Linked DNA regions of Homo sapiens: regions 2, 3 and 4 are each linked to region 1. The links are chromatin contacts, found by Hi-C or POLR2A ChIA-PET in ENCODE. All regions are on one chromosome and are shown on one strand. The core of a region is the stretch at or near the end of the contact, and the rest is flanking DNA. Distances in the headings are between cores, read along the strand shown.

What was found. A loop is a pair of places that touch in the nucleus more often than their neighbours do. ChIA-PET counts read pairs that join two places held with the same protein, here RNA polymerase II (POLR2A). Pooled maps may share reads with other maps.
Region 2: a pooled map shows a loop between it and region 1 (34-fold over the local background). The contact joins the promoter of ATXN1 here to the promoter of SMIM13 in region 1. A Hi-C loop is called at or near these places in 5 of 50 pooled maps.
Region 3: a loop to region 1 is called in a map of CD4-positive, alpha-beta memory T cell, with 15 times the contacts of the local background. The contact joins the promoter of CDYL here to the promoter of SMIM13 in region 1. A Hi-C loop is called at or near these places in 2 of 168 maps with a recorded cell type or tissue (CD4-positive, alpha-beta memory T cell and naive thymus-derived CD4-positive, alpha-beta T cell) and 4 of 50 pooled maps.
Region 4: a loop to region 1 is called in a map of CD8-positive, alpha-beta T cell, with 7 times the contacts of the local background. The contact joins the promoter of FARS2 here to the promoter of SMIM13 in region 1. A Hi-C loop is called at or near these places in 2 of 168 maps with a recorded cell type or tissue (CD4-positive, alpha-beta memory T cell and CD8-positive, alpha-beta T cell) and 7 of 50 pooled maps. POLR2A ChIA-PET finds 5 or more read pairs at or near these places in 1 of 52 experiments (WTC11).

The regions. Positions count from the first base shown.
Region 1 is chr6:11,092,300-11,095,120 of GRCh38, reverse strand. SMIM13 (small integral membrane protein 13) reads right to left here and starts at 1,287. Exons shown (of 2, transcript NM_001135575.2): 1 at 732-1,287. The coding sequence starts at 807. RefSeq lists enhancers at 598-717, 598-1,139, 1,388-1,597, 1,140-1,680 and a silencer at 818-1,127.
Region 2 is chr6:16,759,709-16,762,709 of GRCh38, reverse strand. It overlaps ATXN1 (ataxin 1), which reads left to right and starts at 1,250. Exons shown (of 8, transcript NM_001128164.2): 1 at 1,250-1,412. ATXN1-AS1 (ATXN1 antisense RNA 1) reads right to left here and starts at 1,572. Exons shown (of 3, transcript NR_136240.1): 1 at 1,544-1,572; 2 at 431-591; 3 at 1-358. RefSeq lists an enhancer at 1-796 and silencers at 797-1,116, 934-1,149, 1,157-1,316, 1,793-1,922, 1,993-2,472 and 1 more.
Region 3 is chr6:4,775,125-4,777,861 of GRCh38, reverse strand. CDYL (chromodomain Y like) reads right to left here and starts at 1,458. Exons shown (of 7, transcript NM_004824.4): 1 at 1,055-1,458. The coding sequence starts at 1,078. CDYL-AS1 (CDYL antisense RNA 1) reads left to right here and starts at 2,436. Exons shown (of 2, transcript NR_183279.1): 1 at 2,436-2,590. RefSeq lists silencers at 1,107-1,656, 1,677-2,306 and an enhancer at 2,114-2,737.
Region 4 is chr6:5,260,263-5,263,357 of GRCh38, reverse strand. FARS2 (phenylalanyl-tRNA synthetase 2, mitochondrial) reads right to left here and starts at 1,845. Exons shown (of 7, transcript NM_006567.5): 1 at 1,698-1,845. It overlaps LYRM4 (LYR motif containing 4), which reads left to right and starts at 2,408. Exons shown (of 3, transcript NM_020408.6): 1 at 2,408-2,710. The coding sequence starts at 2,625. RefSeq lists silencers at 2,328-2,547, 2,608-2,917.

The DNA of each region.
Region 1 (2,821 bases), core at 38-2,537:
AATTGCTTAGCCACTTTGCTAAGAGACCTGTGGTTATCAGCTACTATACATGTACAAAGAAATCAAAAAGATCTAAAATTGGGCTACCATTATTTGAAGAAAAAAGTTGAACGTCCTCTCATTCCAAGAAGGAAAATACGCACAGCATTCGAAATAGCACCATTATTATAGAACTGAGAGTTAGGTTACCCGACCCTGCAAGTTTAATATAGCCGGTGTTTCTAAGCTCTGCCTGGTCTCCACATCTCTGCTTGGAATTGAGTTTAAGGCTGAACTCTAAGTAAACAATTTCACGCGTGCTGAAAACCCAACTCTACCCCACTCGCTGATGAAACGAAGGTGACACCTCTCATTATTAAGGTCAGAATCTGTGCAAATGAAAAAGGACCAATCAATCACTTCACCTTCGAATGCAGGCCAAGGTTACAATCTGGGCAGCCTGTGGTGAGAATGAAAGAGCAGACGCTGCCGGTGAAGCAAGGCTGAGTTTCACTCAGAGGCAGGAAGCCCTGGAGCCTGTCCTTTCCCTCCCCAGGATGCCCGAGGGCCGGCCATGAGTAAAGGGCCCACCTCTGCGCTCAGCCCTAGAGGCTAAGGGACAACAGTTGATTTTAAGACAATTGTCCGTCCACGCCCTTTTGTTTTTTTCAAAAAAACAAACAACAAAAAAAACCCCAGCAGATCAGCGACCCGGCGTGTGGAACTGCCTCGCGGCTACCGCCCCCACTCACCGCACACCATCAGCAGCAGGACGATCAGCAGCGTGGCCACGAACACAAGCAGAGTCAGCCCGACGCTGTGCCACATCTTGGGGGCAGAAGGGCAGTCGGCTCGGGGCGGCTGGCGCGGACGGCGGTGAGCGCGGGCGGCGGCGCGTCCTGCGCTTCAGCGGCGGGCGCCAGGCGCGGCTGGGCGCCGGGGCGGCATGGGCGGCTGGCGCCCCCTCGGCAGCGCCCCCAGGGGGTGGGGCGGCGCAAAGGCGGGCACTGTGGGACCGCCCGCCCGCCCGATCCTTTTCCCGCCGGGGTGGCCAGAGCGCGGGAGGCAGGCGGGCCTCAGGGCGCCTCTAGTCCCTCATCGCCCCGGAGAGCCGAGGCCGCGGCACCCAGAGACCCCAGCGGTCGGATGCGCTTCCATGGCGGACGCCGCGCGCCTGTAGGGAGGACAGAGGGTAAGCACGGGTACACACGGCGGCCACAAGGCCCTCGTCGCTGTCCACCCGTGTCTCTGAGACCCCAGGGATGCCAGATGTCAGCGTCGCCCGGCCGCGGCTGTAGCGGCTTCTCCGCCCCAGGCCCCCTACCGCTGGGGCAGCTCATCACCAAGCTCGCCTCCTCCGCGGCGCGGGGTCGGCTGGGAGATGGAGTGCAGAGCCTGGTGGAGTCGGGACGGCGTTGTCTCGCAGGGACTACAACTCCCAGAATGCACCGCCACTCGGGCTTCGCTGCTTTCATTCTCGGGCGGCTCTGCCTTTGGTCTTGCTCAAGTCGCCTCAGTCGGACGACCGTGGGCTGGCCTTCTCCAAAGCCGCGGATCTGGCTGCCCGTCCTGCTGAGGCGCCAGTGAGATTTCAACCATTACTCCGTATACAAAGTCGTTTTGTTTCTAGCCGTAATCGATGAAGTACGGCGAGAGAGGAAAGAGGAGGCGGCTGCCTGAAAAACTGGTTGCTCGTGCACCTAGCCCTGTTGCCGGGGGCGAAGGTTGGCTATTTGGGACTTGGAGGAAGAACTCAGGTCCCTGCCGCAGACGCGGGTCAGGACACGAAATCTCATTTTCCCCCTGCAACAGATGTTATGTTCTATCTTTTCGTAAGTAAAGCATTTCAGAAATGGCCCGCGGGTGACTTAAGGACAGCTGCACTGCCCTCAAATCACCTGCCTGAGTTGTAAGTTAGACCCAGCTGCCTCCTTGAGACCAAGCTTGGAGATTTTGCCGCACTGGCTTACACCTCTACGAAACAAGACACTGTAGTAATCTCAACTACTGTATCTCCACCCAAAATTGAAACTCCCCACTTCCGCCAGATTACATTCATTTGTTAAAGAGGTGCCCCCAGAAGAATAGAGGGTAAATGTGTCCCTCTTTTAGAAGGAATCAGAGCCTTCGAGTTTTCCTGTGATTCTTTTGCTCCCTGAGATACCTTTTTACTCTTCTAAAAATTACAGTTTCCTGTCTTCTGTCTCCAAAAACAAACACAAAAGTTCTAAGCAGCAATCCCTTGATTTAATAAATGTATCCTGCCATACCCAGCTGCCCTACTATGTGAACTGTATTCCCTAAGAAGCAACATTAGGAACAAATACCATGTATAAAAATACATTAAAGGATAATTACTTGCTTTGCAACAGATTTAATATAGATTCCTGTGAAGAGAATGAACCCAGTGCAATTAAGATATATTTACAAAAAATCAGTGTGTGCTTTTTTCATGGGTGGTTCAATTATGTTGCATAATTAAAACACATTTTATTAAAAGCCAGTTGAAAATACGCGTCAGGGCTAGGCGAGGTGGCTCACGCCTGTAATCCCAGCACTTTGGGAGGCTAAGGCGAGCAGATCACCTGAAGTCAGGAGTTCGAGACCAGCCTGGCCAACATGGTGAAACCCTGTCTCTACTAAAAATACAAAAATTAGCCGGGGGTAGTGGTGGGCGCCTGTAATTCCAGCTACTCAGGAGGCTGAGGCAGGAGAATCGCTTGAACCCAGGAGGCCAAGGTTGCAGTGTGCCGAGATCACACCACTGCACTCCAGCTTGGGCAACAGAGAGACTCTTATCAAAAAAAAAAAAAAAAAGAAAAGAAAAGAAAACAGCCATCGG
Region 2 (3,001 bases), core at 1-2,500, 5.7 Mb before region 1:
CCGCACTGAGCGCCCTTAGTCTGGAGGCGCCTCCTAGTCCTCCAGGTGCCACACCTGTTGGCAAGGTGCACCCATCCGAAGAAGATTCCTTCGCGTGGAGGTCACACCTGGCGGCGAGACAGGCGGAGGGGCGGGGTGGTGGGAGTCGGAGACCGCACTGAAACCCTGAGTCCAGATTTAAGTTCCTCGTCGATTCTCGAGAACTGCCATTTGATGCTCCGGTTGCTTTCTCTGTCTCCTACACTGGTTACCTCATTTCCGATTAAATTAATGATCCGAAATTAGCTGCGAGAGGAGTGCGCGGGTCTCCTTTCCAGGCTAGAGCGGAGTAGTTCCATATCAAAGCCGATTTCCGGACCTGCGTGCGAAGAGAGAAAGAGGGCAGGGTCGGGCGGTCGCCAGCGTTCGCCGGCAGGAAAGGTGAGGGTACCTGTGCAGTCGGGGGACCCCTTGAAACTTTCCGGAGTTGCACGCAGAGGCAATCCCCGCGGCCCCCAGGCCTGGGTTCCGGAACGCCGAAGCGACGCCGGTTTGTGGCTTAACGTGCAGCTGATGATCAGAGTGAGCCCTCTCAGATGCTGCTCCGAGCGCCTGGGACCAAGGACACGTCGGGATTAGAATGGGCCGACCTCCCCTCCCCGCTGGGGTGTTGCATCGGCTCCCAGCTGAAGCCTGACAGCCCTTGGGGGAGTCCCCCAGGTTGCCTGAGTAGCGCCCCGTTGTCGTTCAGTCCCCTCCAACTAGGTGCAGGGACCCAGGGAGGCGCGCGAGGACCGACCCGTCACCGCTCAAATTACCTCATCGCCCAGCTCCCCGCCCCCTTCCCAAACCTGGAAGGAACCTTGCCCTCCGGTCCGCGTCTCCCCTCCCCCGCACCCCATCCCGAGCCACTCTTTGGGAAAGGTGCCCGCCTCCCCGGGCGGCGCGCAGCGAAGGGTTAAGGGCGCGGGCCGGCCGCCGCGCGGTGCGCTCGCCGTGCTCTGTGCGGCTCGCCGGGCCGCCCGCCAGAGGGTGCCCCCCACCCCCATGAAGTCGGATCCTTGAGCTGCGGCGGCGGCAGCCAACTGCTCCATATTTGGCTTCTATTACACATTTACATACTGGAGCGAGCGAGCGAGCGAGCGCGAGAGAGCGCGAGGGAGGGAGGGAGGGCGGGCGGGCGGAGGGAGGAGGGAGGGGAGGGGAGCGGGAGGAGGGGGAGGAGGAGGAGGAGGAGGAGGAGGAGAGAGCAGAGTATACCGCAGACATCATTTCTACTACAGTGGCGGAGCCGTACAGGACCTGTTTCACTGCAGGGGGATCCAAAACAAGCCCCGTGGAGCAGCAGCCAGAGCAACAGCAGCCGCAAGACATTGTTTCTCTCCCTCTGCCCCCCCTTCCCCACGCAACCCCAGATCCATTTACACTTTACAGTAAGTGACTATTTTTTTTTCCTCCTCCGATTCTTTCCCCCCTCCCCCATTCCCTTCTCCCCTTATTTAGATTAAAATCCCTCCTCCCCCGATCTCCCGAGAGGGGCAAAAGCAACAACCAGCAAACAAACCCAAAACCCCAATCGGCTGCACGGAAAACAGCTGGAAGAGGAGCGAAGGAAATCGACGCGTCGTGTTCTGTGTGTGTGCGTGTGTGTGTGTGTGTGTGTGTATGTGTGTACATACAACCGTCCCCGGCTCCAGGCTCCCGGGCCGACACCCCCACTCTGGGCGCAGGGGCGGCCGGCGGGGGGGCTGTCAGGGGCTGGGTGGGCGCCCGCCGGGCTAGGGGGCGCGCCCGGGCGGGGGGCGCGGGCGGGGAGAGCGGCGGCGGCGCCCCGCTCCCCCGGCTGCTGGTCCGGTCGCAAGTGCGGAGAGCCATGTCCTCCTCCCTCCGGGTGGCGCAGGGGGGAGGCGGCGGCTGGGGTTGGGGGGTGGTCCCTTTCCCGGCCGCCCTCTTCCCATTCCTCCTCCCCGGAGAGGGCGGTGAGAGAGAGGGGGTCTCACGGAGGGCTGGACTTCTCCGCGGGTGGTCGCCCGGCCTCGGCGCCCTGGGGCGGGGGTCTCCCCTCGGAGGGCCGGCCTCGCCGGGTGTGCGGCTGCGGGCGGGGAAGGGACTGCTCCTGCAGCCGGGACGGGACTTTGCGCGCGGCCGGGTGCCGGGCGGGGGGCGCAGAGGGGTGGCCTCGGGGACCGCGCGGGGGTAGCGGGTGTGCGGGTGCCTGGAGCGCGGCTGGAGTGGCGGTGACGGCCCTGGCCGCCGCCGCCACCGCCGCCCTGTTGGTGCGGCCGCTTCCTGATCATGTGCAGCGGCAGCCGCCGCCCGGAGCCGGGAGCCCGCGAGCGCCCCAGTCCGGGCCGGCGCCCCCGCCAGCACCCGCGGCAGGAGACGAGGAGCCGCGGCAGGCGCTGCCCTGAGCCGGGAGTGAACGGCTGCGCGGCTGCTGGGAGGGTGAATGAAGCCAGGAGGAGGGGAAGGAGGAGGAGGCGGCGGCCGCCGCGGAGGAGGCGCTGCGGGGATTGGGATGCGCCCTGGAGCCCCACTGCTCGTTCACTCTGGGCCGGGCCGGAGACTCTGCCACTCCCGGGGGCGCCGCCGCCTCCTCCTACGTGGTTCCAGTGCTGCGCGCAGGCCGGTCCCGCAGGGGGCAGGGAAGGGGGCCGGACGGGCGGAGCGAGAGGTGAGGCGGTGTCGGAGCGCGGCGTGAGTGTGAGTGAGTGTGTGAGTGACTGTGTGTGTGTATTTGTGCGCGCGCGCGCCGGGCGGGGGGCGAGGGCCGTCGCGACGCGGAGGGGGCCCTTCCTTGGCTACTTGGCTGACTCTGCAGCGCCCCGACCCCTCTTCAGCCCCCCGCCTTCAGGCTGCCTTCTTAAACTCCGTGGCTTGTGCTTTCATTTTGTTTCAGACCACGTAGGGGGCTGACTGAAAGGGATGAAACAATTCAGGTTTTCTAGGGAGATTGAGCAAGAACCTTAGTGGGGGTGGAAGTAGGGTGGTGATCGAGACTCTGCCAGAAAACAAAACAAAA
Region 3 (2,737 bases), core at 209-2,708, 6.3 Mb after region 1:
AAAGCAACAAAAAAGTTGCTAGAAGACTAACATCGCAGACAACAAAGCTCTATTCTATGCCAACAGCAATAATACGCCCATAAGAGAAGACAACTGAAAGGATCCCTGGGGCCACAGGGCTCTACTTGTTACAGATGCTTCCTTAAGTCCCTCAACACCCAGGTCCCTAAACGCATCATAAAGGTGAGTCTAGAGAGTCTTCGCAAGTTTTAAGTCTCTTAGGAACTTATTTATAAATACATGTGAAACAAGAGAATCATTTATCCAGAAGAACAGAAAGCCTTCCAAACTTCTGTACTCCCAGGAAGTCTACTTTGAAATACGTCAAAAGAAGTTACATGGAGACATACAAAACATGTCTAAAGATCCAAATTGGTAACTCTCAAACTTGAAGCTGGTTTAAACCCATCGACCAGAACTTACAGTTCTGGCTATGCCCTTCTCATTTGCAACGCTGCGGCGCAAATGAATGACGGTGTATCAGCGTTAAATTTAAATTTCCTGGCTCTGGCCACAATGCTAACCTAATTAAAGCATGTGGTCAACGTTTAGCATTTTCGGTGCGAGATTTTGCATCGCTTTGGCGAACAGCAAAGTCGAAAGCGTTTGCACCGGTCTTCTCCCCGCCACCCCCCGACCAGGGGCAAAACCCTCTCCCAAATGCTTTATCAAATGATCCAGAAACCCCCCCACACCCCACCCCCCGTACCGCCCACGGTCCCCGCCGAGCGGCAACGGAGGCACCACTTCCACGACCCACGCCAAGAGCACTTTGAGCTCAGTCCGAGCAAGTCACTTGTGTCAGCACCACTTCCCCACGGCTGGGACCCCCCCCCCCACCCCACGCCCGGCAACTTCAGGACCCCCCGGCCGGGGCCCCTCGGAACGGAGGCTCGGGCTCCCCTCACACACATTTCCCGTCCAGCAAACTGCGGCCGCGGCGGGGGAGGGGACGCGGCGGGCGCGGGCGGCGAGCGGGGCCGTCGGGCGGCGCGGCCGGGCCGGGAGGGGCGGCGGGCGGGGGGCGGCCCGAGGCCGGGGGGAGGGGAGGTACCTCGTACAGCTCCTCGGAAGCCATGGTGGGCGGCGGAGTTGCGGGCGGGAGGGGCAGGGTCGGGGCGGGCGCCGGCGCCGGGCGGCCGACACTTTGTTTCAGTTGGGTCCTGCGTGGCCTGCGCTTCCTGCTCCCGCGGCCGGCCGGGCGCTGGGCACGGACGAGCCTCTTGCACTCCGCGGCCAGTGCGGGCCGGCGGCGCGGCGGGGTTGTGCGCAGGAGCAGCTACGCAACGCGCCCTGGGCGCCCCGCGCTCACTCCCCGGCGGGCCGGCTCGCGCTCGGGCTCATCGCGCCCCGCCGCGGGGCCGGGCGGGCTGGGGCGGGCGCGGCGGCGTGCGGGCGGCGCGGCCGGATCGCGGCTCCCCTCTCCGGTGTAGTGCAGAAAGCTTCCTACTTGCGACCAAAAAACCTGCCCCGGCTACTGAGCATGCCCAGTGCGGCCGCCCGGCCCTGCGGAGCCGCGCTCCCGCGCTCCGGGTTTTCGGGCCGCCCGCGCGGGAGGGGCGGGGCGGCGGCGGGGCGGGGCAGCCGAGGGGAGCAGTGGGCTCCGCTCGGGGCCGAGGCGGGCGGCCGGCGGGGCCGGGAGCGAGCCGGCAGGAAGGGGAGGAGCGGGGCAGTCGGGGGCGGGGCCGCGAGCGCGGGGGGCGGGGTGGTGGGCGGGGCTCCGACTTCCCCAGTCCCGCTTGCGGGGTCGGCCTGGCCCGCGGCACCGCCCCCCAGCCCGCCTCGACGTGGGCGCTTGCGGCCCGGCCCAGGGCAGGCGGGACCTGGACCTCGAGGTTCGAGGCGCAGCGCGGTTGTGCACACCAGGACGGGCAGCGACGGACCCGAGATGGGGCAGGGAACCATGCGAGCGAGCCGGCCCGCGTCTGGAGCCCACCGCCCCGACGGCAGCGGCCGCGCCGTCTACCGCGCGCCTCCCTCCAGGAGGAGCCCAAGAGGCGGCCTCCGTGCGCCCGCCCGTCCGGGGCCGGGCCAGCCCGCGAAGGGCCGGCGGCGTGGCCAGGTGGAGCACCCACCCCACCCCATGCCCGCCCCACCGGCCGCCGCCAAGACCCGGAGCCCGGGCCGCGCGCCCCGCGGGGTGGCCCGGCGAGCTCCGGCTGGCACGCTGGCTCCGCGGCAGGCCGGGGGTGGGATCCGGGGGGCGGGAGCCGGGCGCGGCGGAGGGCGGCGCGAGGGCGCGGCTGCCTCCGCTCTGCCCGCAGCTCCCCCCACGCCAGGCCTCTGGGTTCCTCTCGGAGCGTCCGCCTCCTCCGAAGCGCAGCTGGGAAGGGACCGAGTCTGGATTCCAGGGAGGTCCGGGTTCTAATCGAACGAGGCTGTCAATGGTGGTTCCTTTCGCGGAACGGTGTGGACTACACGACAGGCCCTCGCTCAGAACAGCGAGGGCTGGCCCGCGCTCCACTTCCCAGGGAAGATCTACTGCCAGGGCACACCTGCCGGGCCCTGGACGTGCCCCATCGGTGGCGAAAGAAGGGGCTTCCTGACCCAACTCCCCCAGACAGCCGCCAACTCCGATCACTCTGGCCGAGTATGCGGAACTTCCCCACGGGGCACTGCAGAGGCATTAGTTCACCCTCTCCCCCAGGCCCTGCATCGGGAAGCCCTCGCCAGTTCCTCCATGTCTCCCCGGGCATCCTTCGGGCCGCCTCACTCCTCCGTGCTCCATCTCGCTCCA
Region 4 (3,095 bases), core at 596-3,095, 5.8 Mb after region 1:
ATCACTTTCCTAACTGCAACCATTGCTCGTACTAACAGAGGACTAAGCTACCCAAACTATTTAAACTATACATATTTATTTGGAAAAGTTTTATTTGATTACAACAAAGTTGAGTAATTTAGATACATTAATTATGTACGTTAATGATTAAATTCCTTGATAATTAGGTAGAAACAATTGTATATAGTAATTATTCCAACTTTACTCTCAAAAGCAAAATATAATAAAATAATGTAATCTTTGCTATTTTTAAAAAAGCCAAAATAATCTTCAAGTTTTTCCTTTTCACTCTGATAGCATTCTCTATCAGTAACTTGCATTAATGTTGTAGCTTTGAGGTGCCGCATATCATTTCATATCACTGGCACACAATAGTGTATCAAGAGAAATCAGCTCTGAATCTTACTCTATAACAATGTGCAATTGCCTTGGTCTTGGATCCTTTAAGAAATAGCAAAGGGAAAACTCAAAAAAGTCCTTTCAATAAAGCAGAGGCTAGATTTGCTCAATGACCTGACCAACCAGGAAGTAATAGAAGTTTTGCTATCCTGTTTAAAAAATAATAATAAACAATAACAGACATGAGATTTTCAAGAAATCAGGGAGGAGACTTAAAGATATCTTAATAAAAGTATTTTCTCTTCAGTGCCTTTTAAAAAATGTCATTGCATCAGGATTAGTAAGAATATCTGGATGCAAGGACACCAGGTTGCAAGTACACTAAAGAATGGTAAGGTCAGAGAAGTGTTTTTTCTGCCTTTAAAGTTCCTGAAAATAGAGGCTGGGCGTGATGACTCACACCTGTAATCCCAGCATTTTGGGAGGCCGAGGCGGGCGGATTGCCTGAGGTCAGGAGTTCGAGACCAGCCTGACCAACATGGTGAAACCCTGTCTCTACTAAAAATACAAAAATTAGCTGGGCGAGGTAGCGCGCGCCTGTAATCCCAGCCACTCAGGAGGCTGAGGCAGGAGAATGGCTTGAACCTGGGAGGCATAGGTTGCAGTGAGCCCGAGATCCCGCCACTGCACTCCAGCCTGGGCGACAGAGCGAGACTCCATCTCAAAAAAAAGAAAAGGAAACAGAAAAGTTCCTGAAAATATAAAGTTGTTTAGACATACAGCAGGTATATCGTTTCAAAACCAAATACACTAAAGCAGATGAGAACACAACCGTGACCAAGTGGTTCGGAGAAAGATGGATTTTAATGCAAAGTTGTTTTGTTTTCACGCATAACGTACTTCTCGCTGTGCTTGAGTGCAGAAAGGTGTGGTTCTTCCTAAGGTTGATTACATAAAGCAAGATTCCAAAAACAAGAAAAGTGCTTTGCAAACACAGTAACTAGGACTGGCTGAAGCTTCCTGCGTCCAGTGCCATGCTCAAAGATCAGAACAAGCAACTTTATCCACCACTTTAATAAGATGATTCAAAAAAGCTGCAGTCTTCTGAAGAAAGCCATGGTTGAAAACTTGCTCCGCTTCTTGGAGAAAGCCTAAAGCCCTAAAGGTCTCTAATTATTCTCCAAAGTCTACAACCCAAGCTGCATTTTATGCATTTATTAGGTTACAAAACCACGGGAACTCTTCACTCAAAAGCAAAAACACATCCGGAAAGAGGAAAAAATCCACGGCCAATGTAAACCCCCTACAACACCAACCGCCCACGTCGTACCCCAGGCTGCAATGAGGCCGGCACTCACCCACCGCTCGCCCGGGAAGCCCAGACCCAGGTGTTTCAAAATCAGAAGTACGGCAGGCTCGTTCGCTCTCACGGGCAAGAATCTTAAACCCCAACTTCAGAGATACCCGCGCACGCTGGGCGCTGCCATTTTGACAGAAAGCGGGCCTGCCCCAGAGGCCCCTACGCAGGTCGCCCTGAGCAGAGCCGGAGTGCCACAGAACCCCTAGCTCATCACCTCCACACCCAGACGTCGCATCCCCCGGCCTGAGGAATGCCAAGAAACCCCACCCTGCCGACCAGGATCAGGCGAAATCAAGTCACCCTTGAAATCCCGCAAACTCTCTCAGGCAGCGCCGAGGGCGACCGCAGCCGGCGTGGGAGGGGCATCGGCGGTCAGGGGCGGGGCGTCGGTGCGGCGGCCTTCGGTAACCCGGGCAACGCGGCCTCCTGGATGTAGGAAGGGGCGCTGCCCCCGAAACACAAATGTCTCCGCCAAGACCCCAGACGGTTCCCAAAGGCTCTCCGTGATGCAACTGCACGTCCCTCGAATGCCTGGGCCTCCGATATCCGTCCGCCAGGAGCTTGGCTGGATGCACGGGCGGCCAGTCCTCTTATTTCCCCGCCCTCCCGCCGCGTGGAGCGGCTGCTGGGTCCCGAGCCTCCGGGCGGGGGCGGGATCGGGGCGGGGCGGAGGCATCTCCCTCCCAGCACCGCCCCCTTAGCTGCCCCGAGCCCTGCCTGCGCCCGCCCCCGAAGCGGCGCGGGACGCCTGGCGCCGTCCGCGATCCGCAGGGCTGCCCGCTTAGGCTTAGGCCCGGCCCGCTGGCAAAGCCGAGCCGCAGCATTTTATTTCGTTCGTGGTTTCCGCACAGGCTGGAGTTTCGTGGGTTGGGTCGTACTTGGGACCTCGGCGAAGAGGACCCGTTTATTTTTTTTTCTTTCCAAAATGGCAGCCTCCAGTCGCGCACAAGTGTTATCTCTGTACCGGGCGATGCTGAGAGAGAGCAAGCGTTTCAGCGCCTACAATTACAGGTGACCCAGCGGGCACCGGGGGCCGGGGGCGGGGGGCCAGGGGCCGGGGACCGGGGGTGCGGGCTGACGCGGAATATCCCCGGGGACTGGGAGCCACCGTGGTTTGCCGGCGGCTGCGAGGCAAGGACCGGGCTCCGCCATCGAAAAGCGTGCTCCTGCCTACAGGTGTGGCCTCTGAGACCTCGGGGAGGAGCCTTTCTTTCTACCAGGGGAGACGTTCATGTCTTGTGACGTTTTCCCCCTAAAGGCTATCTTGGTAGTTATTCTAGGAGCATGATTAGTGTTATGTTTCTGCAGAAGAGAAAAAAGGGATGGAAATCAGTCATTTGTGAAGTTAAGGCCAGTGTGTTGCATATGTAAAACTTCCCTTGAGCACTGGAAGAGT